Regions from separate parts of the Homo sapiens genome. Here all the other regions are linked to region 1. The links are chromatin contacts, found by Hi-C or POLR2A ChIA-PET in ENCODE. All regions are on one chromosome and are shown on one strand. Each heading gives the region's core, a stretch centred on a gene start or an enhancer-like site at or near the end of the contact. The rest is flanking DNA. Distances are from core to core; before and after follow the strand shown. Region 1 holds the start of PTPA (protein phosphatase 2 phosphatase activator). Region 2 holds the start of SPTAN1 (spectrin alpha, non-erythrocytic 1). Region 3 holds the start of FNBP1 (formin binding protein 1). Region 4 holds the start of ODF2 (outer dense fiber of sperm tails 2). Region 5 holds the start of SLC27A4 (solute carrier family 27 member 4). Region 6 holds the start of URM1 (ubiquitin related modifier 1).

Evidence for each region. Hi-C counts contacts between places; a loop is a spot of excess contacts on that map. ChIA-PET counts read pairs that join two places held with the same protein, here RNA polymerase II (POLR2A). Pooled maps may share reads with other maps.
Region 2: a loop to region 1 is called in a pooled map, with 26 times the contacts of the local background. The contact joins the promoter of SPTAN1 here to the promoter of PTPA in region 1. A Hi-C loop is called at or near these places in 2 of 168 maps with a recorded cell type or tissue (breast epithelium and naive thymus-derived CD4-positive, alpha-beta T cell) and 8 of 50 pooled maps. POLR2A ChIA-PET finds 5 or more read pairs at or near these places in 3 of 52 experiments (GM12878, PC-9 and activated CD4-positive, alpha-beta T cell).
Region 3: a loop to region 1 is called in a map of naive thymus-derived CD4-positive, alpha-beta T cell, with 5 times the contacts of the local background. The contact joins the promoter of FNBP1 here to the promoter of PTPA in region 1. A Hi-C loop is called at or near these places in 3 of 168 maps with a recorded cell type or tissue (B cell, Right ventricle myocardium superior and naive thymus-derived CD4-positive, alpha-beta T cell), 2 of 37 single-sample maps with no recorded cell type and 9 of 50 pooled maps.
Region 4: a pooled map shows a loop between it and region 1 (23-fold over the local background). The contact joins the promoter of ODF2 here to the promoter of PTPA in region 1. A Hi-C loop is called at or near these places in 4 of 37 single-sample maps with no recorded cell type and 9 of 50 pooled maps. POLR2A ChIA-PET finds 5 or more read pairs at or near these places in 2 of 52 experiments (A673 and activated CD4-positive, alpha-beta T cell).
Region 5: a pooled map shows a loop between it and region 1 (11-fold over the local background). The contact joins the promoter of SLC27A4 here to the promoter of PTPA in region 1. A Hi-C loop is called at or near these places in 6 of 50 pooled maps.
Region 6: a loop to region 1 is called in a map of PC-9, with 13 times the contacts of the local background. The contact joins the promoter of URM1 here to the promoter of PTPA in region 1. A Hi-C loop is called at or near these places in 1 of 168 maps with a recorded cell type or tissue (PC-9) and 6 of 50 pooled maps. POLR2A ChIA-PET finds 5 or more read pairs at or near these places in 1 of 52 experiments (B cell).

The regions. Positions count from the first base shown.
Region 1 is chr9:129,108,538-129,112,772 of GRCh38, forward strand. PTPA (protein phosphatase 2 phosphatase activator) reads left to right here and starts at 2,878. Exons shown (of 10, transcript NM_178000.3): 1 at 2,878-3,094. The coding sequence starts at 3,064. CRAT (carnitine O-acetyltransferase) reads right to left here and starts at 2,256. Exons shown (of 14, transcript NM_000755.5): 1 at 1,946-2,256. The coding sequence starts at 1,972. RefSeq lists silencers at 2,012-2,451, 3,142-3,191 and enhancers at 2,862-3,141, 3,074-3,614.
Region 2 is chr9:128,550,242-128,554,997 of GRCh38, forward strand. SPTAN1 (spectrin alpha, non-erythrocytic 1) reads left to right here and starts at 2,346. Exons shown (of 57, transcript NM_001130438.3): 1 at 2,346-2,455. It overlaps LOC101929270 (a long non-coding RNA gene), which reads right to left and starts at 2,172. Exons shown (of 4, transcript NR_188457.1): 1 at 2,127-2,172. RefSeq lists silencers at 1,990-2,759, 4,309-4,603.
Region 3 is chr9:130,040,224-130,045,042 of GRCh38, forward strand. FNBP1 (formin binding protein 1) reads right to left here and starts at 2,966. Exons shown (of 17, transcript NM_015033.3): 1 at 2,729-2,966. The coding sequence starts at 2,752. RefSeq lists silencers at 236-285, 2,329-2,488, 2,669-3,228.
Region 4 is chr9:128,454,590-128,459,303 of GRCh38, forward strand. ODF2 (outer dense fiber of sperm tails 2) reads left to right here and starts at 1,417. Exons shown (of 21, transcript NM_001351578.2): 1 at 1,417-1,666. The coding sequence starts at 1,503. RefSeq lists enhancers at 490-1,226, 1,100-1,189, 1,227-1,962, 1,320-1,369, 1,963-2,698 and 1 more and silencers at 1,590-1,899, 2,030-2,129, 2,160-2,309, 2,520-2,569.
Region 5 is chr9:128,338,530-128,343,385 of GRCh38, forward strand. SLC27A4 (solute carrier family 27 member 4) reads left to right here and starts at 1,998. Exons shown (of 13, transcript NM_005094.4): 1 at 1,998-2,309; 2 at 4,598-4,764. The coding sequence starts at 4,604. TRR-TCT3-1 (tRNA-Arg (anticodon TCT) 3-1) reads right to left here and starts at 1,637; the gene lies at 1,547-1,637. It also overlaps the pseudogene TMSB4XP4. RefSeq lists silencers at 1,375-2,016, 1,645-2,054, 2,125-2,524 and an enhancer at 3,161-3,340.
Region 6 is chr9:128,369,047-128,373,883 of GRCh38, forward strand. It overlaps URM1 (ubiquitin related modifier 1), which reads left to right and starts at 2,328. Exons shown (of 5, transcript NM_030914.4): 1 at 2,328-2,369. The coding sequence starts at 2,335. RefSeq lists enhancers at 635-1,499, 1,500-2,363, 2,427-2,526.

The DNA.
Region 1 (4,235 bases), core at 1,628-4,127:
AGCACCTTCGGGTGAGGGGCCTTGGGCTTCCTCCTGCCTTTGAGATGGGGCAGGGGTGGGGTGAGGGCAGTGCTGTGGCGAGAGAGCCGGGTGGCCTGGCATGGAGGGTGAGAGGCGGCAGAGAGAGAAAGAGAAAGTCCAGGAGGCCCTGGAGTGGGCAGAGACAGGAGGGCCCGAGGCTGCTCTTGCAGTGGGCAGGCGAGTGGCAGGAGCTCTGTTCCATACCTTCTCTCTCTGCTGCCCGTCCTCCTCCATGGCAGGACTGAGGTTCTGGGCCCTGTCTGTCTGCCTTGGCTGGATCTCTAAGCCTAACTGTGCTACAAAGTGAGTGAGCAGAACCTAGCCAGAGGCAGCCACTTGCCTGGGCTGGAAAGAGAAGACAAGAGCCAAGATTCAGCGGGAGGCAGGTGGCAGTGGCGATGGCTGTGGTGGAATCGGGGGTTGTGGCAGTGGCAGGGGAAGCTCCTGGACTCTAGAAGCTGCTCCACCCTCCCGAGCTCCCAGAAGTAGAGGAATGGGGAGCAGGTGAGAGGGCTAGTGGGGGGGCATTCCAGTAGAAGGGAACCTGGAAAGTTCTTTCCTTTCTTCTCTGCATGGGCTCAGTGCCAGGGAGTCAGGACAAAAGGTAATAAAAAATCCACCTGTCAGAATCTGCGAAGATCGTTTTGATGAGGGAAAACTTGGCTGGAGGACAGAGACTGCCTGGCCGCTGAGGTTACACCACAGCCCTGGGATCGGTCCTGAAATTAGGGTTGGTGCAAGGGAGCAGACACCAGGAAAAGGCCATCAGTGGATGGGACAGCCAGAAGCCCTGCCTATTTCCTGTTTCTCTCCAGGACTCCTGGGACCCATCTGAGCCATCCCTCTACGAACACTCATTTTTTCCTGAGCTGTGGCTCATTCAGCTAGGGTCCAAGAGCGGAGGACTTTTGGTATGAAAAATAAACCAAAGGACACTGGGATTGGGCTGGATTTGAATGAGCAGGTCCAGGGGACTCTGGGCAAGTCCCTCCTTGCCTCAGTTTCCCTGCAGGAAGGTAACCAGTCCAGTCGGATGGTCCTGGAGGATGATCTAGAGGCTGTTTGTGGGATGGATGCAGCTTGGGAGACAGTGACAAGGGTGCGGTGGAGGCTCAGGGTGTTGCAACACCTAAAAGAGCCTCTAGGCCTGAGCCTGGATGCACCCTCCGCCCTCTGGCCCCGTAGTGTGTGTCTGAGACAGAGTGAGACACCAGCAACATATGCTTGGATCAGGGACGGAAGGGACTGAAATTAGGCTAGCATCCGGGCTGCTCACCGGGGAGGACTGAGGGGTAGATATAGCCAGGGTGGGGAAGGGGGCTAGAGGGGAGGATATAGCCAGGGTGGGGAAGGGGGCTGGAGGGAAGGATACAGCCAGGGTGGGGAAGGGGGCTGGAGGGGAGGGAGACCATGGGGCTGCCACCTGCCAGTTCTGAGGCCTTTCTAGCTTGATGCCTCCGCGTGTTTCTCTGGCCACACACAATTCCCCAGGGACCGTCTGATAAACCAAAGGAGTGTGACCAACTGGACAGGGTCGGAGGAGTGGCTCTGGCCTAAGCGTGCGACGGGTGTGTCAATCGGAGAATAACTGGGAGAGTGAGCTAGGGTCTGGATGCTCCTGGTCTCTCTCCCCTACCGGCCTGTCTCTGGGTCTAAGGGTGGGGGTGCTAACTGAAGCCGGGGTCCCCCTTGTCTTTCCTGGGTCGTTGGAACTGAATGCTCCAGGACGTGGGTTTAATCCCGCTTCTGACCTTGCGCCCCAATCTCCTGCTCTGCCAAACCTGGGACGCCCGCCTGACCCCACCCCATCAGCTGGAGGCCGGGTCGAACAGCGGCCGCAGGACGCGGTCTCCGTTCCCGGACGCAACCGCACGGCCCGCCCAGGCCGTCCAGGGCCCTCAGGCCCGGGATCCGCCGCACTCACCACGGTCCTGGCAGCGAAGGCTAACATCTTCGCTGCCCGTCCGCGGACACGCAGTCCGCTCCGCCCCACACACCGGGCAAAGTCCGCGCCGCCGCCGCCGCGGCTGGGGTCGGTGGGTCCTTGCTAGAGCCTTCGGGCCAAGGTCGCTGAGTTACAGCCGCCAGCCGGTAGAGGCAGCCCCGCGCCCACCCTCTGGGCCGAGCGGGCTGCGGGAAGGCACCCGGGGAGGAGGACTCGCGAGGCGGGGCCTGGGCCGGTAGCGGGCCCCGGGCGGGCAACGGTGCCCGGGAGGTTGGCTGTGGGGCGGGGACGGGGCATCGATGGGGCGGAGTCTCCTTGAGGAGGGACAGGAGGGGCGGGGACGGAGGGGCGGGGCGTCGCCCGGTAGCGGGTCGCAGTAGGCTGGCTGCGAGTCGGGGGCGGGACCACGGCGGGCGGGGACAGAGGGGCAGGGCCGAGGGCGAGTCATTGAGACCTGTGGAGGAGGAAGGAGGAGGTCACCGTCCAGCTGTCTCTCCCCTGTCCCCACATGTCTTCTAAGCTGTTGGAGGTAGTGGTGTGCACCTTTCCAACTCCGTCTGGTGTCCTTGAGCCTAACTCTTAGAGTGATAGGAAAACACAACCATGTTGACCGGGGAATGTCCTCTAATATTCCTTGGGTTAGGGTCAGTACCACCCACAAAGATGACAGGTGGTACTCCGGGACAGGAGACTGTCCCGGAAAAACATGGCTGAGCACAACCCAAACTTGACGCCCCGCACAATCGTGGCAGTCGCGGCGCCCGACGTTCGGGCGGCCGTGAGCGGTCCTAGCGCTTGGCGGCCGTTGGCGCGCATGCGCCCCGCGCGCCCCGCACTGACATGGCCGTCGCCCGGTTCCGCGCGTCCGCCGCGCGCCGGCCGTTAATAGGCTTGCTCCCTGAGCGCCCCGCACCGACATGGCGGCCGTCTTCGCTGTGGTGACTTTAACTCTCGGTTTTCGGTTATAGCCGGCCGGCGCTCACTTGTCTTCAGGAAGCTCGGAGCCTTTGGTGGAGCCGGGGAGAGGAAGGGTGGGTGCAAGAGTGAAAGGCGAGAGGGGACTGCAAGCATCCGGGTCGGCTCCTGGCCGGAGCAAGATGGCTGAGGGCGAGCGGCAGCCGCCGCCAGGTAAGGCCGGCGGGGCCAGGCCGGGCCGGGGTCGGGTAGGGTGGGGGCGGTGCCAGGTGTGGGAGGCTCAGGAGGGCGAGAGTCATGACACGGAGGAACTGGAGGGGCAAAAGCTGAGGGGCCCCGAGGAGGGACTGAGTTGAATGGCCTTAGGGGAGAGGTGGGTGGTGGGGCGCCGCTGGGGAGGGAACCAGGGGCTGCAAAGGGGTGGTGATTGGGGCGCAACTCTGGGTTTTGTGGGAGTCCAGGCTGCCCGAATGCTGGGTGGGCAGCGCCGTGGTCATAAGGGGGCCTTTTGCATCTCTGGGCAGCGCGTGCTTAAGTAAGCTGCTGACTCGGTGGGGAAGCTGCCAGGGAGGGGGGCGAAAGTGATTCCGGAGGCTGCCGTCTTTATTAGTCGCTGCTTAGGGGATGGGGTGGTGCTCCGTGGGCCTGCGCCCGCCTCGCCTCCAGTTTCGGCCTCCGCGTCCTGCTCACCCCTCATCCTCCTACTCTCTGGTTCCAGTGCCTGAGAATTTATTGAGGGAAACTGCCCGTGGTGTCTAAATCCCTAATTTTAAAAGGCTGGTTGTGCAAGGAGGTTAGTCTCTCCGGCATCTCCTTCGGTAACTCTTATTTACCTTGTAGCCTCTTTTTAGTTCATCTTAAATAACTGGGATGGAGGTGCTACGGAAGGATCTTAGAGACCCTTTTTGTGCAGAAGGAGAAGGCTGTTTGCCGACCTACCTTGAACTAAGAAGGACTGGCCATAGATAACTTTTACATTCCCGACAGAGGCAAATAGGTTGGCCGACCAAACACAGCTAATGTTTTGAAAGCATTTGATATTCTTGCTATCCTGTCTCCAATGTTGGGGTCCCTGGGAAGGTCTCAGGAGGGAGAAATGTTGAAAATCAGAAAAGGCATCCCCTCCATGCCCCACAAAAGAGGTGAACAAAGAGCTGGGTTCCGTTTCTTAGGACATTCAAAACCAGACATTTATTTTGTACAAAACCTCTGGGTGTGTGCCCTTAGAACAAGGATGTCCAGGCCAGGCGCGGTGGCTCATGCCCGTAATCCCAGCACTTTGGGAGGCCGAGGCGGGCTGATCACCTGAGGTCGGGAGTTCGAGACCAGCCTGACCAACATGGAGAAACTCCGT
Region 2 (4,756 bases), core at 1,096-3,595, 560 kb before region 1:
TAGGAGGCCAGGAGAGGTGTGACTGAGAACATGGAGTTGATTGGTTACAAAGTCGTTACACTGTCCTGTGCTTTTTCTGTTGTTGTTTTTTCCCCCAGCTTTCCACACCTACTAGGGTGTTAGGCATATGGTGAAACTGGTGGGAGGTGAGGTAGGCAGACAACAGAACAGTGAAGAATGGCTGGTTTCAAGTGCCAAGTGCAGAGAAGGCAGGGTGAGTGGGTGGGAGGTGGAGAGCGCTGGGGATACTGTTTCTTGGTCATGTCTCAGATCACACAAAGAATCAAATAAGATTTTAGTTTCTCTATCAATACAGAGCTCTCTCTTAGGTCTCCATTTTGCATCCAGCAAAAGCAGCAGAACCCCCAGTTCACTATGGGGCCAGGGTGATTTAATAGAAAAACCCTCCCTTTTGAACAGCTCCTGCCCCTCAGTCCCAAGGTGCTTTCTTTGCTGGAGCAGAAGGTCTTGGAAATTTTAGGGAGCTACAATTGTGTTAGCCATTTTGTACCCAGAGCTGAATATCTGATCAAACATTTTACTGCAACCTGCTGGAGAAGAGGCCACGGATACCATCAGCTGTTCTCAGAAATGCACACTCCAGGGAGGAGTTGCTCAGCGCTGTTTTCTCTACATAGAAGATTGCAGGAAATGCCTCTCAGCTCCTACGTTTCTCCTACACAGATTCTCTAAAGCAGCTTCTGGGGTGTGGTCACTGCTTTTCTCTCCACTCCAATGGAGTGAGTGGGTAGGGAAATTTTTCCTCAGTATCATGGCTACAGCCAGGACAGCTTAGAAACCGTATTGCAGGTCCCAGGCACGGGGAAAGAAGCCAAACTGCAGAGGGCCAGGAAGCTCAGGGCCAGGTCTGGGCCCAGATTCTGGTGCAGTGTCCAATGACTTTATATTTATTTAAAGAGGAGAGCTGCTTGGTAACCAGGAGGCTGAAGCCTTCCTAAGCTGCAGAGCTCCCCGTCTGCCTGACTGCACAGGAATGATCTGGGTGTTACTCCCAGTGGCTGCGGCCCAGCTGTCACCGGAATGGGGATAGGGAAAGGGCTTCCTAATCCAGGGCTTCTGGCTACAGAGTTTAGAGCCAGGACCTTAAACTGCTAGGACTTTAAGTATCAGAAATTCTGAGAATCTTATTTTTCTCTTTCTGCACCCCAGCAGCCACCCGCATCAAAATGCCTCCCTTTCCTATTTGAAGGCAATACACATACGGTTGCAAAGGGAAGGTTCTGACTGCTGAGATGTAAATCCTAGCTCTTCCAATTGGTAGCTGCCTGACCTGGGCCAAGAGACTTAGCCTACATGAGCATTATGTAAGAGTGCCCATTTGTAAAATGGGAAAACATCTCATAAAATTATTGCAAAGATTAAGAAATGAAAAGGTAACACGAAATACTTAGCATAGTGCCTAGTACACAAGGCAAGTTCGATTAATTGTGCCAGAAAGAACCTTAATGTCTTGTTTATGAAATAGGATGAATGTAGCCTATTCCACTGGCGACCTGTGAGAAAGCTTTTGTTGCAGGAATGTAAGAAATTATTATTTTGCCGCTGCCGTTTCCTCCCCCATAATCTCCAAGAACATAAGAAATTAACTCTCCAAATCCCAGAATGACAGCTTTATGCCCCAAATTAGTCGACTTAATTTTTTTTCTGATTCGGATTTGGCCTTTTCCTCTCACCACCTCCTCAAACCCGGGGCCCCAAATCATCCGCGTCTTCTTGACCCCAGCCCCCACCGAATTAGGCTGACTTGGGACCCCAGCGCCAGCCTCCTCCTCGGGAAAGTGAGCAGGAAGAGACGCACTCGGGTGATCTCACCCTTTGGGACTGGGCGTTTTTCCGGCCGGGGCGCGCAGCATCCCCAGCCAGACTGCAGCGATACCCCCGCCCCGCCCTTCTCCGCAGTCCTGGAAGAGCTCCCAGGGCGGAGTGGTGCGATGCAGACGACTGTCCGCAGGGCGGGCGGTGGCGGGGCGCAAGCTGCGGGGAGGGAGGTGAGGCGGGAGCGTCTCTACCGCCAGGGCGTAGGCAGTGACCTCACTGCACCATCACCCCTCACCCCTTGCGCGCGCCCCATTTCCCCATCCTCCCGCGGCCCGCCCCTCGCTCACCTCTTCCCCCGCATTGTCGCTTCGGCTCCTTCCGGGATCGCTCGGCCCTTTCCGCCGGGCGGTCGGGCGGCGAGCCGGCGGGAGCACCGCCCCCTTTGCTCCGCCGGCGCGCTCCCCCACCCCTCGCGCAGCGCCGGGGCGCTTCCCCCGGCGCTCGCGCCCGCCCGCCGCGGGAGCGCGCGTAGCCGCTTATAAAAGAGGCGGGGCGCGCGCGTCGCCGCCACTACCCGCTGCGGAGTGAACGGTGTGGAGCGGAGGCCGCGGAGGCTCCTCGGTCCTTCAGCACCCCTCGGCCCGACGCACCCACGCCCCTCACCCCCCGAGAGCCGGTGAGAGGGGCAGCCGGGGAGCTCCGGGAGGGAGCGGGGCCCCGGGCAGCCGACCCCCGGGTGGGAGCTGGGCAGCTCTTCAGGCGGGGCGGGGCCGGCGCGCGGACAGGTGAGCCGGGCGGGCCGCGGGGCTGCCTCCATTCGGCTGAGTGGGGGAAGCCGCTGCCGCTGCTTTTGTGGCGCGTGGGCTGCGGAGGAGCAGCCGGGCCGAGGCTCGGCGCCGCCGCTGGAATGTCACTGACGGGGGGAGGGGGCGCGAGGCCGCCGGGTCCCTCCCAACCACCCCCAAGCCTGGCTGCGGCGCGGCCCTGCCCTGCCCCATCCGGCTGCGGCAGGTGGGTGGGGGCTCCCTCGTCGGGATCTTCGCCAGCCGCCTCCCTGCAGAACGCTCCCCGCACCGCCCCCGGTCCCTTCCCTCGGCCGGGAGCGACTTCTGCAGCTCGTTCTTCCGAATCGCACCAGCAATGCCGGCCAGCCGTAGAGGGAGGAAGAGCCCGGGGAGCCCGAGCATAGCGTAAACGGCTCTCTGACCTTAATTTCATCCTGCATGGCGAATCTCTGCCGTCTCTCTGAACGCAGAAGGGTCTGAGACTGGCCGTCTCCTTTTCTTTCCTTGTAATAAACATTTTTCTTTCTTCCTAGTTGTGATTTGCTTGTAAATAATAGGTAAATGCAGTGCTTGCATGGTATGTGGCTCAAATCAAATAACTTAATAGCTTAGCGTTCTTGTTTGTGTGTGTGTTTCCTGGGACTGGGTCTTTCGAGTCGAGATACAGTGTCAAAAATTCTACCATACCACTGTTGAATGATAGAACAGTCTTTTGTTTGAAAGCTGTCCCTGAGAATTTGATTAGACGCTTCCCCTAGAACATCGCTTTCAAAAGTCTCTGATGTACTAGAGTAAAATATATTTTAAATAAGCGCCTTGTTAAAAGTTGAATATGTTTTAAATGAAAAGCCTAAATAGCTCAGAAAGCTGGGTTGAGATGATGCTTGAACTGTTCCAACATCTAATCAGATCTCTTTTATATAATAGATCCTAAAATATTTAAGCCCTTTGTTCTGTCTTCATCATGTTATTTTAGAAAAACTTACCATCATGGCTGTTCGGGAAGAACAGGAGAGAGGCCATATGAAGTATTTTCATAATGTGTTGAGAAATTGCGTCGTCATAGCAATTGGCCTTAAGTAAAACAGAATGTATCAAAGATGGAAGGGTGGGGGTGTCTTGGAGCCAGGAAACAGAAAATCTTGGAAATAGCAGGAGGAACACTCAGCTATATGAAGCCATTGAGTCAAGGTTCCGACTCCTTAACTAGTCGTTTATTTTCCCTTTCATTGCAGCTAACTAATGTCTTAGATTTTGAAAGGTCAAATTGAATGTGCTGCGGAGGAAAAAAAAAGTGCTGCAGTAAAGGCCTCTGTGCAGGAAATTAACAATAAGCCTTTTTTAGTAACTGGGCCAATAATTACTCAAAGGGACCCTCAAAGTGTGTTAACTGTTATCCAGGGACCTTGATGGAGAGACTGGAAAGGAGGATTTTTGCTTCATCCTGGACAAGTGTGAAGCAGTTCTTATGGCAAACCATCAGCCTAGTAACTGATTCTCTGATATGCTTTGGTCTTGGCAGTGTGTTTTGTAGTCATCTAATAATTGGAGAAATCTGGTATGTCACAGGCTGCAGTGTAAGCCTGTCAAGCAATATGATGAAGAGGTGCACATGGGGAGAGCTGTTTTAAGTATGTCTTTTGGTTCCCTGGGTTAGAATTTTTTCTGCTTTTTCTTACCTGCCTTCATCCAAAGTTGGGGGTCAACTGCAGATCCTGAAAAGTGGATCTCAGGAATAGTCCCCCATGTCCTGTCACTGCTGAATCTACACTAAGAATGGACAAGTGTGTTCAAGGCTGGCCTGCCTTTGTAATCAGTCCTCCGTGGGCTATGCAGGGATCCCACTAGTTACGCACTCATCTGTTGCAGCATATCAGCTGCGGCTGTACTGTAGAAGAATGCAACGCCCTAGTGGCAAATGCTGACTCCAGGAATGCGGAGGAGGAGGAGGACTGCATAGCTCATCACTGGGGGCCACTTGACTGGAGCAGCTGTGCTGCAAACCATCACCTCTCTTCCACCTTTTTTGCATATTCCTCTTGTACCAATTTTGAACAGGAAATAGTATTTTGTAAAGTAAGTGTACTGGCAAACTAGGCCCAAGTCAGATCTTTGTGGCTTGAGTTCTACTTTGTGGCAATTTCATGAAGTCATGCTCTTTTATTGCTGAATGGAAGGGGATTTAGGAATCA
Region 3 (4,819 bases), core at 1,716-4,215, 930 kb after region 1:
CTTAGATTTTGCATTTCTCTTAGTAGCACAATCATGTGTTCATTCCTTTTCCTATATTAAACTGTAAGCTACTCAAAGGCAAATGCTGGTACTCATAAGAATGTCTTTTTTAACGTCAAGCGTGGTGGCTCACGCCTGCGATCCCAGCACTTTGGGAGGCTGAGGCAGGCGGATTACCTGACATCAGGAGTTTGAGACCAGCCTGGCCAACACGGCGAAACCCCGTCTCTACTAAATACACAAAAAAATTAGCTGGGCATGGTGGCAGGCGCGTGTAGTCCCAGCTACTTGGGAGGCTGAGGCAGGAGAATCGTTTGAACCTGGGAGGCAGAGGCTGCAGTGAGCCGAGATCACGCCACTGCACGCCAGCCTGGGCAGGCAACAGAGCAAGACTCCGTCTCAGAAAAAAAAAAAAAAAGAATGTCTTTTTAAAAACTCCTCATTGCCATACACTTGCATATATAGAACTGTTAACTGATTCATTCTTCCTCATAAAATTGTCAAGTGAAAAAATTACAAATAGTTCACATCCTTCTCCTTTAAAACTATTTTCCAATTATTTTTATTGTAGAAAATGTCAAATATATATACTAGAAAGAATAGTGTAATGAATACTTCTGTACTCAGCATTTGGCTTCAATAATGGCCAACTCTGTCTCACTATCTCCCATCTACTAACAACCCAAATTATTGTGAAGCAAATATAAGATTTCATATCATTAATATTTGTATATATTCCAGTTCCCATTTATTATTTTTTTCTTTTTTCTTTTTTCTTTTCTTTTTTTTTTTTTTAAGAGGAGGCCTCTCCAGATATTCCCCAAGCTGTTCTTGAACTCCTGGGCCCAAAAGATCCTCCCGACTCAGCCTCCCAAGGTGCTGGCAATATAGGCCTGAGCCACTGCGCCCGGCCTCTCTCATTTATTTTCAATCACTCCTAACCCTGCCTTCCTTCCCACTTCTGCACCCTCAAAAAGAAATGTACAGAATAATGCAAGCAATTGCCGCTGTTTTAGCAGTTTTGCTCATAGCCACTGCCTCTCTTTGGAATTATATTCTATCCCATTCACCAACATCACTGAACTGTCCACCAAGGTATTGTGTTCGGTCCCTATTTCACTCAGAAATATATTGTACATTTTCCCTCCATAATTCCATCCACCTGTCTGAACAAGTGAAAAAAAAATTGTGCCACAATTTCTACTGTCTTGACAAAGATTACTTCTGATTTGCTTCCCCACCCCAGATAAGCTAAAGAGAGCTAAAGGGAGTGGAAGGATTAGAAGAGGAAAGAAACTTCAATACGGTACTCAAAGTCATAGATTTTGCCTAAACTGGTGTGTGCAAATATTTTAAACTATTTTATTTTCAAAATGGATACTTGTAAACATCAGCGGAAATTTTGTCATGAATCCCTTTTAGGCAGAAGATGTTTATAAAATGAATTATCTTAATTTAAGGGAGCTATTGCCCTCAGGATTTTGGTAATAACAACCGTAGCTGCTTCTGTACCTAACAAATGGTTATGTAAAAACAATTAAAGCAAAAGAAAACAAAACAAAAAACAAGGGAGGATGTGCTCTGTTTCTGTAATTGCTCTAACCTTGTTTTATTTTGATATGAGATTTCTTGGCCTCATCTCAGATAGCAACACCACCCTACACTTTCTCCTCCACACCCTTTGCAAATAGAATTCCAAAAGGTAGTTCAGGCACTTTAGAGTTCATCCTGGGAAATGGCTCATCTTGAGGGCATTTCAGTGCAGTAACTGAGATTTCGTCTGCTCCTTCCCGGGCCGCCGCACTGCCCATCCCCTGCCCAGTGATTTCCCCAGGAATCCGGGGACGGCAGGAAAAGAGCTCCATCCACAGCCAGCCCCTCGCCTTTCCGGGGACGGCCCTCAGCCCTGAGGGCTGCCCGTTTACCGTGCGCATCCCCCGGCCAAGCATCCCCGCAAGGCGCCCCTCACCGCCAACTTTCCCCACTGGAAACTATTCTCCGAGCAACCGTTAAAGATCATTGACCCCGCGAACGCCTCTTCCTGAGGTAGATCACGTAAGATCTCTCCCTAACTCCCACTTTCCCCTCCAGACCAGACGTCGCAGTGCCCACATCCCACTCAGGATTGAGCTACCCCGAAAGAACAAGTGCGCCCGGAGCCGCCACGGGCCAGAAGTCCTCGCCTCCAGAGCGAAGACCGCACTCTCGCCCCAGCACCCCAAAACCCGACCCCCGGCGCTCGCCCCGGCCGCCCCGCTCCCGGGGAAGTGCCCGATCCGCCAGCGCCTCCGCGGAGCCAGGACAGAACTCGCGGCCGGGGCGCCCCGAGACCCAACGCAGCGCCGCGCAGCCGGGGCCTCCACGCCCCCACGCCCGGTCCCGGCCCTCCCCGGGCATCCGCGGCTCGCCCCGGGGGATTAGGGCTCGGCCCGACACACACGGCCCGCTCCGGGGCGCCGGGGACAGGGAGGCCCGCCCGCGCCGTTCCTCAGGCCGCCGGGGACCCGCACCAACTCCCCTCGCCTCCGAAGGACAAGCCGGCCCGCACCTCCTGCTCGGGCCAAGGCGGACGAGGGGCATTGGAACCCCGCCTCCTCCCCAGGCCGCGAGGACCCCGACCAGCGCGCCCTCGCCTCCGCCCAGCAGCGCGGCCCGCGCCCCCTCCCCAGGCCGCGGGGAAACGCAGCGCGCGCCCCGCATCTGCCCGCGGGCCCAGCCCCTCACTCACCCAGAGCTCGGTGCCCCAGCTCATGGTGCAGGGGACGCGAAGGGGCGCTCCGCGCGGCGGGCGCGGCTCTCTGGTCCCCCTCCCCGGCGATCCCTTTGCCCCCCGAGATCCCCGCGACGGCGGAAAGCCCGGAGTCCGCGCGGCCTCCTCCGGCTCGCAGCTCCTCGCCCGGGGTCTCCTCGGCGGCTCCTCCTCCCCGCCGCTCCACAGCAAAATGGCCCGAGGAAGCAGCAGCCGCGGCCGCCGCAGCGCCCGCCCGCCCTACACCCGGAGAGCGGGGGAGGGGCGGGAGGGGAGGGGCGGGGCCGGTCTGACAGCTCGCGCACGCGCGCCCGCCCCACCCCGGCCCGGCCCCCTCCCCCGGGCTCCCCCGGCCGGGTCCGCGTCGCCCTGGGGTCCGGAAGGACGCGGAGGGAGGTGTGAGGGACGGCGGGACCCGGATCCCTAGGACTCCCCCTGCCAATCTGGTAATGACTTCTTAGTGACCACTGTCTGCTCGCAGTACTAGCGCTTGCCTTGGAACGCGGCAGGCCCTGGGATCACCGATGCTCCGCCGCGGTCTGAGATCGCTCCCCTGCGCGTATCGCCGCTCTGGATTTAAGGACAATACTTTCCCCTGGCAGCCATGCGCGCCGAGCAGAGTCAGCCCGGGAGGCTCTTTTCCCACCGCCCGAGGGAAGCCCGAGAGTCCCGCAGGCTGGCGCGGTGGGAGTGGGGCGGTGGTAACTGCGCGCTGTGCGAATAGAGACGTCGAGGCAAGCGCGACGGCCTCGAGTGGCTAGGGAAAGAATCCAGGGGCGTGCACCCAGTGATTTCCAATCTCTGAAACCAGTGATTTCCAACTTGTTCAGCCAAGAAACTCTCAGGCGTGAAATCACGTTACCGCCTAGTGGGTAAAAGCAAAGGCGTGGGGTACACAGATAACTTGTTTGGTTCAAATCCAGCCTCCCGCACGTGCTGGCCGGGCGGAGGCGGACAATTGCTCCACCTCTGGAAGCGCAGAGCGCAGTCCACCAAATGGAGGCAAATAACGTGTCCATCTCACTGCCCGGCGGTGAGGATCAGGGGTGGGCCAAGGCCGAAGGTTGGTAAACCCAGCGCTCATTTTATCAGCAGACGGACTCCCTCTCTATATATCCAAAGGTCTGCACAAATGTTCCTGACAAGCTATGGAAAATGTTTGGAATTCCAACTCCTGAATCACTAGCCCTTTCCCCACAGCTTATCTTTCTCCCTCGGTTAATGCTACTACTGGATCCTTTTCTGAGAAACCGTGCGACTCCCAACATGGGCCCCCAGTTAAAAAATATTTTACGATGATGCATTTCTCCAATCCCACCCCACCATTTTCAACCTGCTTATCATTCTCCTCCATTAAAAGGTGGAGCTAACCCGGGTCTGGTGGCTCACGCCTGTAATCCCAGCACATCAGGAGGCCCAGGTGGGAGGATGGCTGGAGGCCAGGAATTTGAGACCAGCCTGGGCAACATCGCAAGACCCTGTCTCTACAAAAAGAAAAAAAAAAAAGTTAGCTGGGCATGGTGGCATGCACCTGTGGTCCCAGCTACTTGGGAGACTGAGACAGGAGGATCGCTTGAGCCTAGAAGGTTGAAGTTGCAGTGAGCCATGATGGTGCCATTGCCCTCCAGCTTGAGCAACAGAGCAAGACCCTGTCTCAAAAATATTAACAATAATGAATTAAAGCCGGGCATGGTGGCTCACGCCTGTAATCCCAACACTTTGGGAGGCAGAAGTGAGTGGATCATCTGAGGTCAGGAGTTTGAGAGCAGCCTGGCCAACATGGAGAAACCCCGTCTCTACTAAAAACACAAAAGTTAGCTGGGCGTGGTGACAGGGCGCCTGTAATCCCAGCTACTCAGGAGGCTGAGGCAAGAGAATCGCTTGAACCCGGGAGGCAGAAGTTGGAGTGAGCCAAGATTGTGCCACTGCACTCCAGCCTGGGTGACAGAGCGAGACTGTCTCAAAAAATAAAATAAAATGAATAATAATAATAAATTAAGAGGTGGAGCTACTAAACAAAAAACAAAACAAAAAAAAACCTCTTGCAGATAAACCTCCAACTCTACTTCC
Region 4 (4,714 bases), core at 167-2,666, 660 kb before region 1:
GGCTGAAGTGTAGTGGTGATTTTGGCTCACTGCAACCTCCGCCTTCCAGGTTCAAGGAATTCTCCCTGCCTCCTCCTCCCTAGTAGCTGGGATTACAGGCACACACCACCATGCCCGGTTAATTTTTGTATTTTTAGTAGAGACGGGGTTTCGCTATGTTGGGCAGTCTGGTCTTGAACTTCTGACCTTAGGTGATCCGCCTGCCTCAGCCTCCCAAAGTGCTGGGACTACAGGCGTGAGCCACCGCAGTCTTAAATGGTTAATGAGGATTAGGAAATCTATCAATTATTCAACAGAGAGACAATGAATGGATCAAGGGATTGGGGAGCTCCCTGACATTACAGAACAAATTCAGTATGCAGTATACTGTGAAAGCGAGGCGGAAAAGCAGGTTTTGTTTGCGAGTCTGACTTTAGGATTGCAGGTGAAACACTTGTGTGACCCTGGAGCTGTGTGGCTAAGGTGCTGCGGGGTCACTGGAGAAAGGTCAAGGGACTGTGGCCCAGTTGGCCCGGAGGTGGTTCAGGTCTCCCAGATTCCAGGGCGGCATTATGAGCCACGTGACAGACCTCCCCTGACTGGCTGACAGTGAAGCATAATTGAGAAGATGGCGGACCAGCAAGGACCTCATCAGAATAGGTCTGTACACAGAGCGGCATAGAGAGTGCAGGAGGGTAGTAGACCGGGCGCGGAGGCTCAAGCCTGTAATACAAGCACTTTGGAAGGCCGAGGCGGGTGGATCATGAGGTCAGGAGATGGAGACTATCCTGCCCAACACGGTGAAACCCCGTCTCTACTAAAAATACAAAAAAAAATTAGCCGGGCGTTGTGGCGGGCGCCAGTAGTCCCAGTTACTCGGGAGGCTCAGGCAGGAGAATGGCGTGAACCCGGGAGGCGGAGGTTGCGGTGAGCCGAGATCGCGCCACTGCACTCCAGCCTGGGCAACAGAGCAAGAATCTGTCTCAAAAAAAAAAAAAAAAAAAAAAAAAAAAAAAAAAAAAAAAGTGCAGGAAGGTAGTGAACAGAACAGCAAGGGGAATGCCGACCCTTTCTCCTGTTGGGGCCAAGACAGAGGCGATGTGGGCAGGGGAGAGGCCGGGGAATGCGCAGAAGCCGACTCCATCTCCGCATTAATAGTGGACTAGGGGCAGGGCTGGATTTTCGGAGGCAGTGTGCAGCTCCCAATAACTAGTTCCATGGGTCCTCTGTGAGCCTAGTTTCCTGGTGGGTACCGAGGGGAGGGCGTCGGAACCGTACGCTCCTTTGAGTGAGGGGAATCCGGGAGGATCCAAGGCAGGGGAAACAGGGCCGAGCGGGAAAGGCCTTGAATGGGGGGCGAGACCCGGCCAGGCCCGCTGGACGCGTAGCACGTCTCCTTGGTGACGGGACGCGTGGCCCGGAAGTGGGCGGCCCTTCTGGCGGGGCGGGGCATCTCTGTGACGCTAGGGGCTGGGCCTCGATGGCGAAACCCAAGCGGCTCCCGGGGGGGTTTGAACTGGCCAATGGGCGAGCTGCCGACCGGGTGTCGGAAAAGGAGGCGGAAGCGGGGAGGAGCCGCTGCCAGAGCCAGACTGCATCCGCCGCGGCGTCTCCATGGCACGACCCTGGCCTCCGACTTCAACGACTTCATAAGGCGGCGTTTCTGGGCGCAGCCGTGTCGCTCCTGGTGAGAGGCCGCCGGCAGGCGGGATCCAGCGCCCTCCGGGGCACCGCGGGCGAGACCGTCGCCTTCGCACCCCCGGCGCGGTCGACCCCGCGGGGCCGTCGGGTCCTGGGTTCCCCGCCGCGTTGCGCTCGTCCCCCTCCTGTCAGAACCTGGGCCCCCGCCCCGCCCACCGGCGCGGGGCCTCTCCTCCTCCCGCTAACGGGCGGTCGGCCGCCTCCTTCCTCTCTTGGCTACCACGGGGCTCTGCCCCTCCTCTGCCGCCCGCGGGCAGGGCTTCACCTTTCTCTCTATGGGCAGAAACCGGTACCCTCCTGCCTGCTGGTGGGTGGCCGTCCCTTCTCTCCGCCGACAGAGGCTCTCCCTCGCTCTGCTGCCCGTCGGCGGCATCGCCCCGACCGCCTCGTCCTCTCCTCGGGCCTCCACATGGCAGTCACTTGTACGCCCTCCGTAGGCAGCGCTGTCCCCCGGGCACCGTCTCCGGCTTGCCAGGGCCCTCGCCCGGCGGGGGGGGGTCCCGCCCGCCCCCTCCCAGCCCGGCGTCTATCCTGCTCAGAACTCTGTTCGGTTTTCCCTCGCGGCGGGGCGCCCGGGGCCCGTGCAACCTCCGCGCCTCCCTCCTTTAAACACTATTGGTCCTCTCGGGCATCTGTTCTTCCGTAACGCCCCTTCTCCTAGGAGACAGTTGTCCGGCCCCGCCCCAGCATCCCCGCGGCTCCCTGCGCGGTTCTGGCCCTCTGGGGCCCACTTGGGGCCGAGCGGTTCTCACCCGCCCTCTCCGCACGTCCGCCGGCGCCTCAGGTTTCCCCCGGTAGCCACCGGCAGTCCTCCGCGTGGGACCCGGGCGCGGTGGTCCTTTCCCTCGCGGTTCTGCCCCGTCCCCTCCCCTTCCTCCCCTCTGCCCCCAGGTCGCTCAGCCTCTACTATTTCCCCCTACTTTGGCAGGACAGTTGCTGTGCGACTTGGACAGTAGAGGAGCGCCTCCCAAGTTTTCATCCAACTGCCAACCCCAAAGCTTCCACCCTTCTCCCCTCAGAGAGGACGTTTGATGCCGGGCCCCTTGAGAGGCTCATTGACAAGCCTGCCCCTCTGGGTCCCCCTGAGCAGAGCCTGCTGACCCAATTGCCCACCTTTGCGGCTTTGATGCCTAGCCATGTCTGCCTCATCCTCAGGCGGCTCCCCCAGGTATTGCCGATGTGGGAGGCGCCTGCGCCGGAGGGCAGGGAAAGGTGGCCAGGGGTCCCCAGGGCAGGCTCGCCTGAGGCTTCCAGCTTCCTCATTGTGTTTGCTGAAAGTCTGGACCAAAACGTTTAAAAATCGTTTTTAAAGGGAAGGGGGAACGAAATGTATACACAATCCTAGCTCTACCTCCCTCGCTCCTTCCCTCCCCAGATGTCACAGCTTCCTGGAAGCAAACAGGGTCACTCTTGTTGTCTTTATATAATAGAGTACTAGGTTCAGAGCCTTTTTGAAGGGAGTCGAGGTGTAAATAAATAACACGTAGGAGGTGGATGTGGCAGTTAGCAAGATAATGGAATCCAGGTGGTTTGACAAGAAACCCACTGAGAGATTTCCCAAAGCTATTGGCTTTACGTGAACAATGTTCTAAATGATTAGGGAAAAAAGCCTGTCTTCTCAGTTTTGGTATTCCTTGGCTAAAGGATCAGTAGAGGTCTATATATATATATATATTTTTTTTTTTTCCCCTCTTTTTAAAATCACGATGTAATACATATACAGCAAAACGCATACCAAAGTGCTCAAGTATTTTTTTCCTTGCATTTTGATGTTGCATTATTTTCCCCAAGTGTTTGTAAAGAGGGCAAGATGATAATTTTGGACCTCCCTGTCTCTGCCCCACCCTCCCTGCCACCCCCTGGTCGCTCCAGCCTCTCTGATCTCCCCCCACTTTGGGGGGCCAGGTGCGGTGGCTCATGCCTGTGCAATCCTAGCACTTTGAGAGGCCAAGGTGGGTGGATCACCTGAGGTCAGGAGTTTGAGACCAGCCTGACCAACATGGTGAAACCCCGTCTTTACTAGAAACATAAAAAATTAGCTGGGCATGGTGGCACACGCCTGTAATCCCAGCTACTCAGGAGCCTGGGGCAGGAGAATTGGAGAATTGCTTGAAGCCAGGAGGCAGAGGTTGCAGTAAGCCAAGATTGGGCCACTGCACTCCAGCCTGGGCGACAGAGCGAGACTCTATCTCAAAAAAAAAAAAAAAAAAAAGGCCAGGAGATGGATCAGATGGTTATTCCAAGGCCCTTCCCATCCTGGACTTTTTGGATATACTGCTGAAAGATTTTGGAGCAAATAGACTTTTGCTCTCTCTCTTTTTTTTTTTTTTATTTGGCTGTCTTTGCAGATCTGGTGATGGAGCTGTACAGTATATGTGTAAGCAAGGTGAATTAGACATGGCATTAAAAAAAAATCCCCTGCTGCTTGAGAGCTTAAAGGATAGCAAGTGGAATATTTTGGGAACTAGATACTTTTTTATTCTCTTAGGGGAATATTTGAGCCTTAATTTGATGAGTGTGCGTCACAGTGACCTCTCGTGCCTGAGCCTAATGCTCTTTGAAAAAATTTTTTTTTCTTTTTTGTTGTTGTTTTGAAACGGGGTCTCCCTCTGCCACCTAGGCTGGAGTGCAGTGGCGTGGTTACGGCTCACTGCAGCCTCCACCTCCCAGGCTTAATTGATTCTCCCACCTCAGCCTCCCGAGTAGCTGGGACTACAGACACACGCCACCACGCCAAGCTAATTTTTGTATGTTTTGTAGAGATGGGGTCTTGCCATGTTGCCCAGGCTGGTCTCAAACTCCTGGGCTCAAGCAATCTGCCTGCCTTGGCCTCCAAAAGTGCTGGGATTACAGGCATGAGACATGGCTTGTGGCCACTAATGCTCTATTTTTGTCACTCACTCACTGCATCTTTCTCCAGGGCCGCCTCTGCTCCAGGCACTGTCCTGGGTGCTTCTACCCTTGGCCAAACCAGCACATTGGCTTCTGTTCATGTGCTGCTTGCTTTTTGTCATCTGACAGGATGTCAGCTAGG
Region 5 (4,856 bases), core at 748-3,247, 770 kb before region 1:
AGGCGGAGCTTGCAGTGAGCCGAGATCGCGCCACTGCACTCCAGCCTGGGCGACAGAGCAAGACTCCGTCTCGGAAAAAAAAAAAAAATACTCCCCACAAATCTCCACGCTGACCCTGTGAGGTATTATTAATTAGTATGTCCCATTTTTTATATGTAAGAACAAAATGAATCTTGACCTTTCAGCTGAGAAGGCGAACTCAATGCTCATGCCCATACCACTGCACATTCTGCCTCCTGATGGTGATACCCATGAAGGATGTGGTGCTGGAATTTACTCAAGTCCCCAAAAGGAGGCACCCTATATTCCAGAAGAAATAGGTCCAAATCCTTATCAGACCAAAATTTCATCTTTATTTTTATTATTATTAGTTTTCTGAGACAGGCTCTCACTGCTCTGTTGCTCAGGCTGGAGTGCAGTGGCCCAATCTCGGCTCACTGCAACCTTTGCCTCCCGGGTTCAGTGATTCTCTTGCCTCAGCTCCTGAGTAGCTAGGATTACAGACGTGCACCACCACGCTCGGCTAAGTTTTGTATTTTTAATAGAGACAGGGTTTCGCCCTGTTGGCCAGACTGGTCTCGAACTCCTGACGTCATGTGATCTGCCCACCTCAACCTCCCAAAGTGCTGGGATTACAGGCATGAGCCACTGTGCCCAGCTTATTTTTATTTTTTGAGACACGGTCTTACTTTGTTGCCCAGGGTGGAGTTTAGTGGTGCAATCACAGCTCACTGCAGCCCCAAGTTCCAGAGCTCAAGCAATCCTCCCACCTCATCTTCCTGAGTAGCTGGGAGTACAAGCAAGAGCTACCTGGCTAATTTTTTTTTTTTTCCTGTAGAGGCAGAGTCTCACTATGTTGCCCAGGCTGGTCTTGAACTCCTGGCTGAAGTGATCCTCCTGCCTCAGCCTCCAAAAGTGCTGGGATTACAAGCTTGAGCCACCACGCCAGTCCCAGAATCTTTTTTTTTTTTTTTTTTTTTTTTTTTTTTGAGATGGAGACTTGCTCTGTCGCCCAGGCTGGAGTGCAGTGGCGCAACCTCGGCTTACTGCGACTTCCGCCTCCCAGGTTCAAGCAATTCTCCTGCCTCAGCCTCCCAGGGATCTATTAATGTTTAAGGACAAGTGGCAACTGTGGATGCCCAACATGGTTACTTAACAAGAAACCAATTTTTCAGAGGCCAAGAGTCCCAACAGGGCCGAGAATCTGGCCACTCGCCTATGGCTCTGGAGGTGGCATGACAAATAAGGGTGGCATGACAAATATAGGTTAACTGATTTGTTGCAGGGACCAGAGATCATAGATGGTGAAGTTAACTAAGGGCCTCCAAATCCGTGTCCTTTGTGCCAACAGGTGTGCCAGGCTGCTCACAAGACACCATGGTACGAGAAAGGATTTCTCGTAGTCACCTAGACACCAGGTTTATGGCTGTGTCGCAGCAAAGTTGGGTGTGACTTATGATTTTCGTTCTGAACCTTATTTGTTAGATAGGTCCTGGAGTCCTTAAAACACGCAGGTGAAAGTCAGGGAGTAGGAGCCATCAAAATTCGACTCTGGTGGGACTCGAACCCACAACCTTTGAATGACCACACTAGGCTCAGCTAGAAGTCCAATGCGCTATCCATTGCGCCACAGAGCCGGCTGCGGAACCCGGCCGCCCCGCTCACCTCTGCCTGAAACCGCCCTCTTAGCGAGCTTCTAGGTGTGGTGCTGGGTGTTTGCTGAACTCGGCCGGGGCCCGAGAGCGTGCTCCGGGTTTTCGGCTGTGGTGTGGACTGGGGTGCTCTTCCTACATCCGGGCGCTGGGGACAGCAGGGGGCAAGGGCCGGGGTCGGCAGGGAGGAAGGGCCGGGGTGAAGCCCGCCTGTCTCCTCGCGGACTCGGGGGTCTCCTCGGCTGGGTGGGGCCGCGCGGCGTGGACTACAACTCCCAGCGTGCCGCGCGGCGGCGCCGCCCGAAGCCGTTGCGCGAGCAGGGCGGGCTGGGGCCGAGCGGCGTCAGGCGCGCTGGGGCTGCGCTGCGCCGCCGGCTCTGTGGCTTGCCGGCTTCGGGGAAGGTGCGGCAGGCGGTGCTGCGGCCTGGCACAGCAGGTTTGGGGTGCGGGAGGCGGGCGGGGTAGGAGCGCGGCGGGCGGGGCCGGGCGGCGGGCGGGGCTGGCGGGGCGGCCGGGCCATGCAGGGCGCAGAGCCGGCTAAACCCTGCTGAGACCCGGCTCCGTGCGTCCAGGGGCGGCTAATGCCCCTCACGCTGTCTACGCTGCTGCAACCGGGCCGCATCTGGACGGGGCGCCGCGCGGCGGAGCCGACGCCGGGTGAGCATAGACCGGGCTGGTGGGTTCCCGGGTGGGGACATGTGCCAGGCCGAGTCGGGCGAGGTGGCGGTGCGGACCCCAGGTGGGGGGCGCGCCCTGCGGCGCTATTTCCCCGACAGACGCACTGTTACCTTGCTGTCTAGGGGCGAGGGCGGCACGCGTGACCCGGGACAGGGGCCCGAGGGAACTAGTCACCCTCTTCTGGCCTCTTCTTGCCCCAGCCTTCCAGGACAGGTTCCTGCCCCTCTGCTATGGCGGGCTATGGGAGGCCAGAGATCTGAGGACCCTGGACCCTGGCGTTGGGGTTGAGGACTCTGGTTCAGTTCCCCCGCCCCCGGCTTTTGCTTTTCGCGAGGGGGAGGGGGAGATGGTCTCCCAGGGCTTCTTGTGGTCCAGACCATTCCCTTTTCCTGGCTTGGAGGCTCTCAGGCCATTTCACATTTGTGACCTTCATCTACTCCCAAGAACAGGAAAACTCGGAGAAAAACAGTCCCATCAGATGTCCCCTTGATCGAGTCCTCAAAGCTCCAGGAATAGAACCCAAGAGTCCTAGCTCAACCCAGCCCCTGAAGCACAGTCAAGTCATTCGCCTTCCCCTAAGCCCTAGACCCCAAAGATTCATCCGAGTGGCTGTGTGTGTCTGTGTGATGGGTGGTGGTGTCTTCAAGGTCCTCCTCGCCTCCCTCAATCAGCTTTGCCCCCTGGGCGGTCACCTTTCAAGCACTTCCAGGCTCTAACTCGTTTTCTGGGTCGCCCTCTATAGACCAACAGACGCACTGCGATACCTGAGTCTATGGGCAGGGACCAAGCAGGGCTCCTTTTCCAGGGAGCTGCCCCTTTGACTTGGCCTGGTCATCCACAGAACCTCCCTGGGTTCTGGGTGGGGAGTCGAGCCAGAGACTTTTTTTTTCTTTTTTTGAGACGGAGTCTCGCTCTGTCTCCCAGGCTGGAGTGCAGTGGCACAATCTCGGCTCAATGGAACCTCCGCCTCCCGGGTTCAAGCAATTCTTCTGCCTCAGCCTCCTGAGTAGCTGGGGTTACAGGTGTGTGCCACCATGCCTGGCTAATTTTTGTATTTTTAGTAGAGACAGGGTTTCACCATCTTGGTCAGGGTGGTCTCGAACTCCTGACGTCATGATCCGCCTGCCTCGGCCTCCCAAAGTGCTGGGATTACAGGTGTGAGCCACCACTGCCAGCGAGCCAGAGGCTCTTAAGTCAGTACCCACCCCCAGGCCATCCGGTTTTAGGGACCCTGGATGTCAGAAGAGTGAACTGTCATGTTTTGGCTAGAAAAGCCTCTTAGAACACGTCTCAGGACAACTCGGTGGTGGCCACTGCGCAGACCAGACTTCGCTCGTTCTCGCATGCCTCGCTCCGCTTTTCCTCCGCAACCATGTCTGACAAACCCGATATGGCTGAGATTGAGAAATTCGATAAGTCGAAACTGAAGAAGACAGAGATGCAAGAGAAAAATCCACTGCCTTCCAAAGAAACGATTGAACAGGAGAAGCAAGCAAGCGAATCGTAATGAGGCGTGCACCGCCAATATGCATTGTACATTCCACAAGTATTGCCTTCTTATTTTACTTCTTTTAGCTGTTTAACTTTGTAAGATGCAAAGAGGTTGGATCAAGTTTAAATGACTATGCTGCCCCTTTCACATCAAAGAACTACTGACAACGAAGGCTGCGCCTGCCTCTCCCATCTGTCTATCTGGCTGGCAGGGAAGGAAAGAACTTGCTTGTTGGTGAAGGAAGAAGTGGGGTGGGACGACAGTGAAATCTAGAGTAAAACCAGGCTGGCCCAAGGTGTCCTGCAGGCTGTAATGCAGTTTAATCAGAGTGCCATTTTTTTTTTTGTTCAAATGATTTTAATTATTGGAATGCACAGTTTTTTTAATATGCAAATAAAAAGTTTAAAAACTTAAAAAAAAAAAGAACACGTCTCACTACACCCATTGCACAGAGGGCAGATACTAAGGTCTAAAATGTGAAAAGGTCTTGCCCAAGGTCACTTGGAGAATGGTGGGCAGAGATGGGACTATGAGACGAGAACCAGCCTCCTGCTTCTCACTCTTGGAATTCCTCACCTCAAGTGCCAAGCCCCTAGCCTGCCCCTTCCAGGCCAAGCCTGGAAAGGGACCCCTGTGGTCAGTCACCCAACTCAGTATGGCTAAGCCTTACCACAGGCTGTCCCCTTGGGATCACAGTGGCCTGGCTGTCTGGGCTGGGAGGTAGGAGACCTGGAGGGTTGGGTGTTTGGGTCCACTAACTGCCCTGTGTCCGCAGGCCACAATGCTGCTTGGAGCCTCTCTGGTGGGGGTGCTGCTGTTCTCCAAGCTGGTGCTGAAACTGCCCTGGACCCAGGTGGGATTCTCCCTGTTGTTCCTCTACTTGGGATCTGGCGGCTGGCGCTTCATCCGGGTCTTCATCAAGACCATCAGGCGCGATATCTTGTGAGTACCTGGCCCAGCCTTTCCTGGGGTCTGCCACACTACAGTGAGCTTCTGGTCCCCCAAATCTCCCCAGGCCAGACCTCATGTTCTCT
Region 6 (4,837 bases), core at 1,078-3,577, 740 kb before region 1:
CTCTACAAAAAAATTTTAAAAATTAGCCGGGCATGGTGGACTAGAAGGAAGGAAGGACTTTATCAGTGCCTGTGGTCTCAGCTACTCTAGAGGCTGAGGCAGGAGGTTCCCTTGAGTCCAGCAGCTCAAGATTACAGTGAGCTGTGATCATGCCATTGCACTCCGGAGTCTCACTCTGTCATGCAGGCTGAATGCAATAGCATGATCACGGCTCACTGCAGCCTTGACCTCCAGGCTCAGGTGATCCTCCCCTCACAGCCTCCTGAGTAGCTGGGACAGGCACACTCCACCATGCCTGGCTGATTTTTGAAGAAACATTTACAGACATAGGGACTTGCTGTGTTGCCCAGGCTGGTCTCAAACTCCCAGCCAGAAGCAGTCCTCTTGCCTTGGCCTCCCAAAGCATTGGGATTACAGGTGTGAGTCGCCACACCCATTCCACCTGAACTCCTAGATCTTAACTATTACATCATTCTGCCCTTAACCACTAGGCTACACCATCATCCTCTACCAATGCTGAGTTCAGTTTTGGAAGTGTTGGTGTTTAGATACCCATAGGCCGTCTACTTCATTCCATTTCTTTTTTTTAGCGTCTCACTCTGTCGCCCAGGCTGGAGTCCAGTGGCACGATCTCGGCTCACTGCAACCTCTGCTGCTTCCTGGGTTCAAGGGATTCTCCTGCCTCTGCCTCCAGAGTAGTTGGGATTACAGGAGACTGCCACCATGCCTGGCTAATTTTTGTATTTTTAGTAGAGACAGGGTTTCACCATGTTGGCTAGACTGGTCTTGAACTCCTGACCTCGTGATCCGCCCATCGTGGCCTCTCGAAGTGCTAGGATTACAGGCATAAGCCACTGTGCCTGGCCAACTTCATTCCATTTCTGCCCTGGGCTTTTTTTTTTTTTTGAGACAGAGTCTTGCTCTGTCACCAGGCTGGAGTGCAGTGGCTCGATGTCAGCTCACTGCAACCTCCACCTCCCGGGTTCCAGCGATTCTTCTGCCTCAGCCTCCCGAGTAGCTGGGACTACAGGCGCACGCCACCACATCCAGCTAATTTTTGTATTTTTTTAGTAAAGACAGGGTTTTGCCATGTTGGCCAGGATGGTCTTGATCTCTTGACCTCGTGATCCGCCTGCCTCGGCCTCCCAAATTGCTGGGATGACAGGCGTGAGCCGCCGCGCCCGGCCTGCCCTGAGCCGCCGCGCCCGGCCTGCCCTGAGCTTTTGCAACAGGCTCCAGTGGTCTCCGTGTCTCTTTCCTTATTCCCCTCAAATCATTCTCCATATTGCAGCCAGAAATTATATTTTAAAACACAATTCTAAAATGTCACTGTCTCCCAAAACCCTTCAGTAGTCTCCCACTGCTCCTAGAGACTGAAATGTTTACCTGCTTACAAGGCAGGGGTTGGCCCCTGAGCACCTTTGCAGCTCCCTCTCTAGATGGATGAAAGTCAGGCTCCCTAACTTCCACCTTCCTCTCCATGTTCCAGCATGTTCTCACCCAGAGCCTCTGGGCCTTTTGTCCTCCTCACTGGAATGCTCCTAGAGGTTTCTCTCCCCTCACAGCCACCTAGTTTACTCAGGTTTTAGAGCCCAGCAAGTCCAGTCTACTCAGTTTTCTTTTTGAAGTTCCTATAACTTCAGTTCCTTTATTTAAGTTTGAGGTTGTACATGTCTTAGTATGCTTATTTGATTACAGTTAGTCTCCCCGCTAGACTGTGAGTGCCCTAAAGGCAGGAACCTTGCCCATCCCCTTTACCACTAGCACCGATCAAAATGCCTGGCACAGGGAGGCGCAATGAACAGCTGTTGAACGAGTGACTTCCAAATCGACAGCAAAGGGGGCGGCTGGATAGCGAGTCGCCCGCTCAGGAGAGATTCTGGGTCGGAAATAAAGATCTGGGAGTCATTTATAATTCCAACCAGACGAGTAGATGGGCTGGCCCAAGCGGTGTGTAGACTGAAGAGATTCTAACTCATGCAAGATAAGCAGCTACGTGGCTCACGGTCACGTCGCAAAAAACCTGGGGGCTCTCCTCCGCCTGCTTGTGGTCCCGTACAAGGCGCTTCCCACCCTGGGTCTCTGAGCCCAGTCGGTGAAAGACGGAAGGAGACCGATTCACAGCCCCAACAGCGCCGGTGATAGTCCCTCTGCCACCCCTTTCCCTCCGCTGCCCTCCCCTCCCCTCCCCTCCCCTCGATGACTTCCTCCAACAGCTGACGAAGCTGGATCCCTGGGCACCGCCTCTTCCGTCCGCGGCACCCGGAGACGCCCGGAAATTTGCGGGCGCGCCGGAAGTTGAGGGGAGTTTCCTGCGAGCTCGGCTTCCTCAACATGGCTGCGCCCTTGTCAGTGGAGGTGGAGTTCGGGTGAGTCACAGAGCTGGGGCGCCGTGGGGATGGATTGAAGTCGTCGGGCCCAGAATTCCTTTCCTTCTGCCGTGGGGCCTGACACGGCCGAATCACTGGGTGTCCCAGTGCCCGCTGTGAGCTACGCTACCCGCCTAGGAGAGTCTGAGAGGCCAGTCTCTCTTGGCAGTGAGGCCGTCTGTCCGGAAATAGAGGCGCACATTGGGAGGGAAATGCTCTCTGTGTACCACTCGGTGCCCTGTGCTCCGCCGGAGTCGGAGGTCGTGACTGTTAGCAGGCAGCCTCTCTCTCTTCTTTTCCATTCCTATCTCGGACCAATCCCATCTGTTTGGCATCTGAGCTCCTAGAACCTAGAAGGACCACCCTCCACCCGCTGATTTCATTCTTTGGGCAGCAGTTTCTTTTTACACTGTTATTAAGGTCTTGTTTCTCGTGGGATGTAGTGGCCAGGGCGGGACTTTTTTCTTTTTCTTTCCTAAGACTTGGGGATGGTAAACAGACCTGAGCCTCCTTCAGGACAGTCAGTAAACTTGCTGATTGCCTTCTGCAGAACTGGAGTCAGGTGGAGACACGGGGACAAATAAGAAATCACACTGAAGGGAACTAACAGGGACAGTATAGTATACACAAGATGAAAAATGCAGAGATTGGGACACACACCAGTTACTGAAGAAACACAGAGCAGGGAGGAAGTCTACCCAAGGCACTATTTGTGCTTCCTACAAACAGGTTTGTCATATGGTTTCAAAGCTGAGGGAAACTGCAGAGCTTAGAGAGAAGGCAAAGAAACAGGCCTTGAAAGATGGGTGGTGTACTTTACAGTATCACGTGGAAAAGAGGAAATAGGTAGGGATGTGTGTGTGTGTGTGTGGAATAGGTAGGTGTGTGTGTGTGCCTGTGTGTGTGTAGATAAGCCAAGGTCTATGTGACAGGAAAAGTCTGGGATGGGAATCTAAAACCTCTGCCCAGTGCCTTTCTTCTCATTGGATGCCTCCCATTTCTTTCATGTTTTCCCTTAATTGGGTAGTTCATTCACCAGCCATTTATTGAGTGCCTACCATGTGCCGGGCAGCAAGCCAGACACTGAGGATACAAAGATAAATAGAAGTCTGTCCGTGCCCTACAGCGTTCAGCATTTCTGCCCCTTAGAAGGGGGGTAAGTCTCATGACTAAGTGCATTTTAATTGATATTGTCTGGCTGCTTGGATCCAATTAGAACTGTATTGGTCTGGACTCCTCACTGTTTTGCCTCACTGACCCTTGGCCCAGCTACACTCCCCAAAGCCTGGGATTCTAGGAGGATCCCTGCTTCCTTGACAGGCCTCAGCAGAGCTGGAAAGAGAGAAGCCACAGACTGCTGTGTTAAGATTTATCTGGGCCAGGCATGGAGGCTCATGCCTGTAATCCTAGTACTTTGGGAGGCTTGGGCAGGAGGACTGCTTGAGCCCAAGAATTCGAGACCAGCCTTGGCAACATGGGGAGACTTCATCTCTACCAAAAAAAAAAAAAAGAAGATTTATCTGCAGACAACTTGCCTTTCATCCTCATGAGTCAGACATGGTCTTTGTTTATCAACAATGTCTCTGCTAGGTACTGTGCTAGCTCAGTGGGGAAGTCATGTGAGGAAGATGGGGCCATTGCTCTCCAGAGCTTACAAACCAGCACAATTGCCCTTTTTCTGACCCAATCATCTCTAACTTCAGTCTCCCTTACCTCCAAGAGCAATAATGACCCCTGGCAAGGCAGGACAACATTCCTCCACCCACCCACCCACCCACCCACCTTCTATCACCTCCTGTCACAGCACAGCGTTCCATGAAAATTGCAGCATTCTCAGGAATGCCCAACATGATGCTCAACCCAGGTTCCTTCTCTCTTTGTCCTTGTGTTGATGCACGTTTTTGCCCTGACCTTTCTTTCATTTCCTATGTATCTTAGCAGACATGATTCACCCTTATCCAGAACTGGAGCAAATTTGCAAAGGCTAACACGCCCTTCATTTTCTCTCTTTTGTCCCTTAGTGGCCCCACTCCCACTCCAGTTCTGGAAGGGTCTCCCTCCTGAGCAGATGTAGTCCTCTTGGCCCCACCAGCTCCTCCAGAGACCCTCTGGAAGGCCTCTAACACCTTCCTTCTTGTCAGTGACCACGTCTGCCACCCTTTGTCTTCCCCCTGAATTGTTCTCAGCAGAGCGTTTTCTCAGGTCACGCAGGATTCAAAGTATGTAATATAGTTGTGTTTTGTGTCCCTGTGGTCCATGTTGTAAAGGCCCAGATATGGAGTTCTCTCCGTCCCACCCCTCTTCCTCCTTCCCAAGTTGGGGAGGTATTGGCAAAAGGAGGGAATGTCATTGAGGTCAGAGAAGAACTGGGAGAAATGGGCATTTCCTTTCCTTTAGCAGATATTTGTTGAGTGTCTACCATGTGCCAGGCCCTGTTTTAGGCAGAGCTTGCAGCCCAGCAGGTGGAG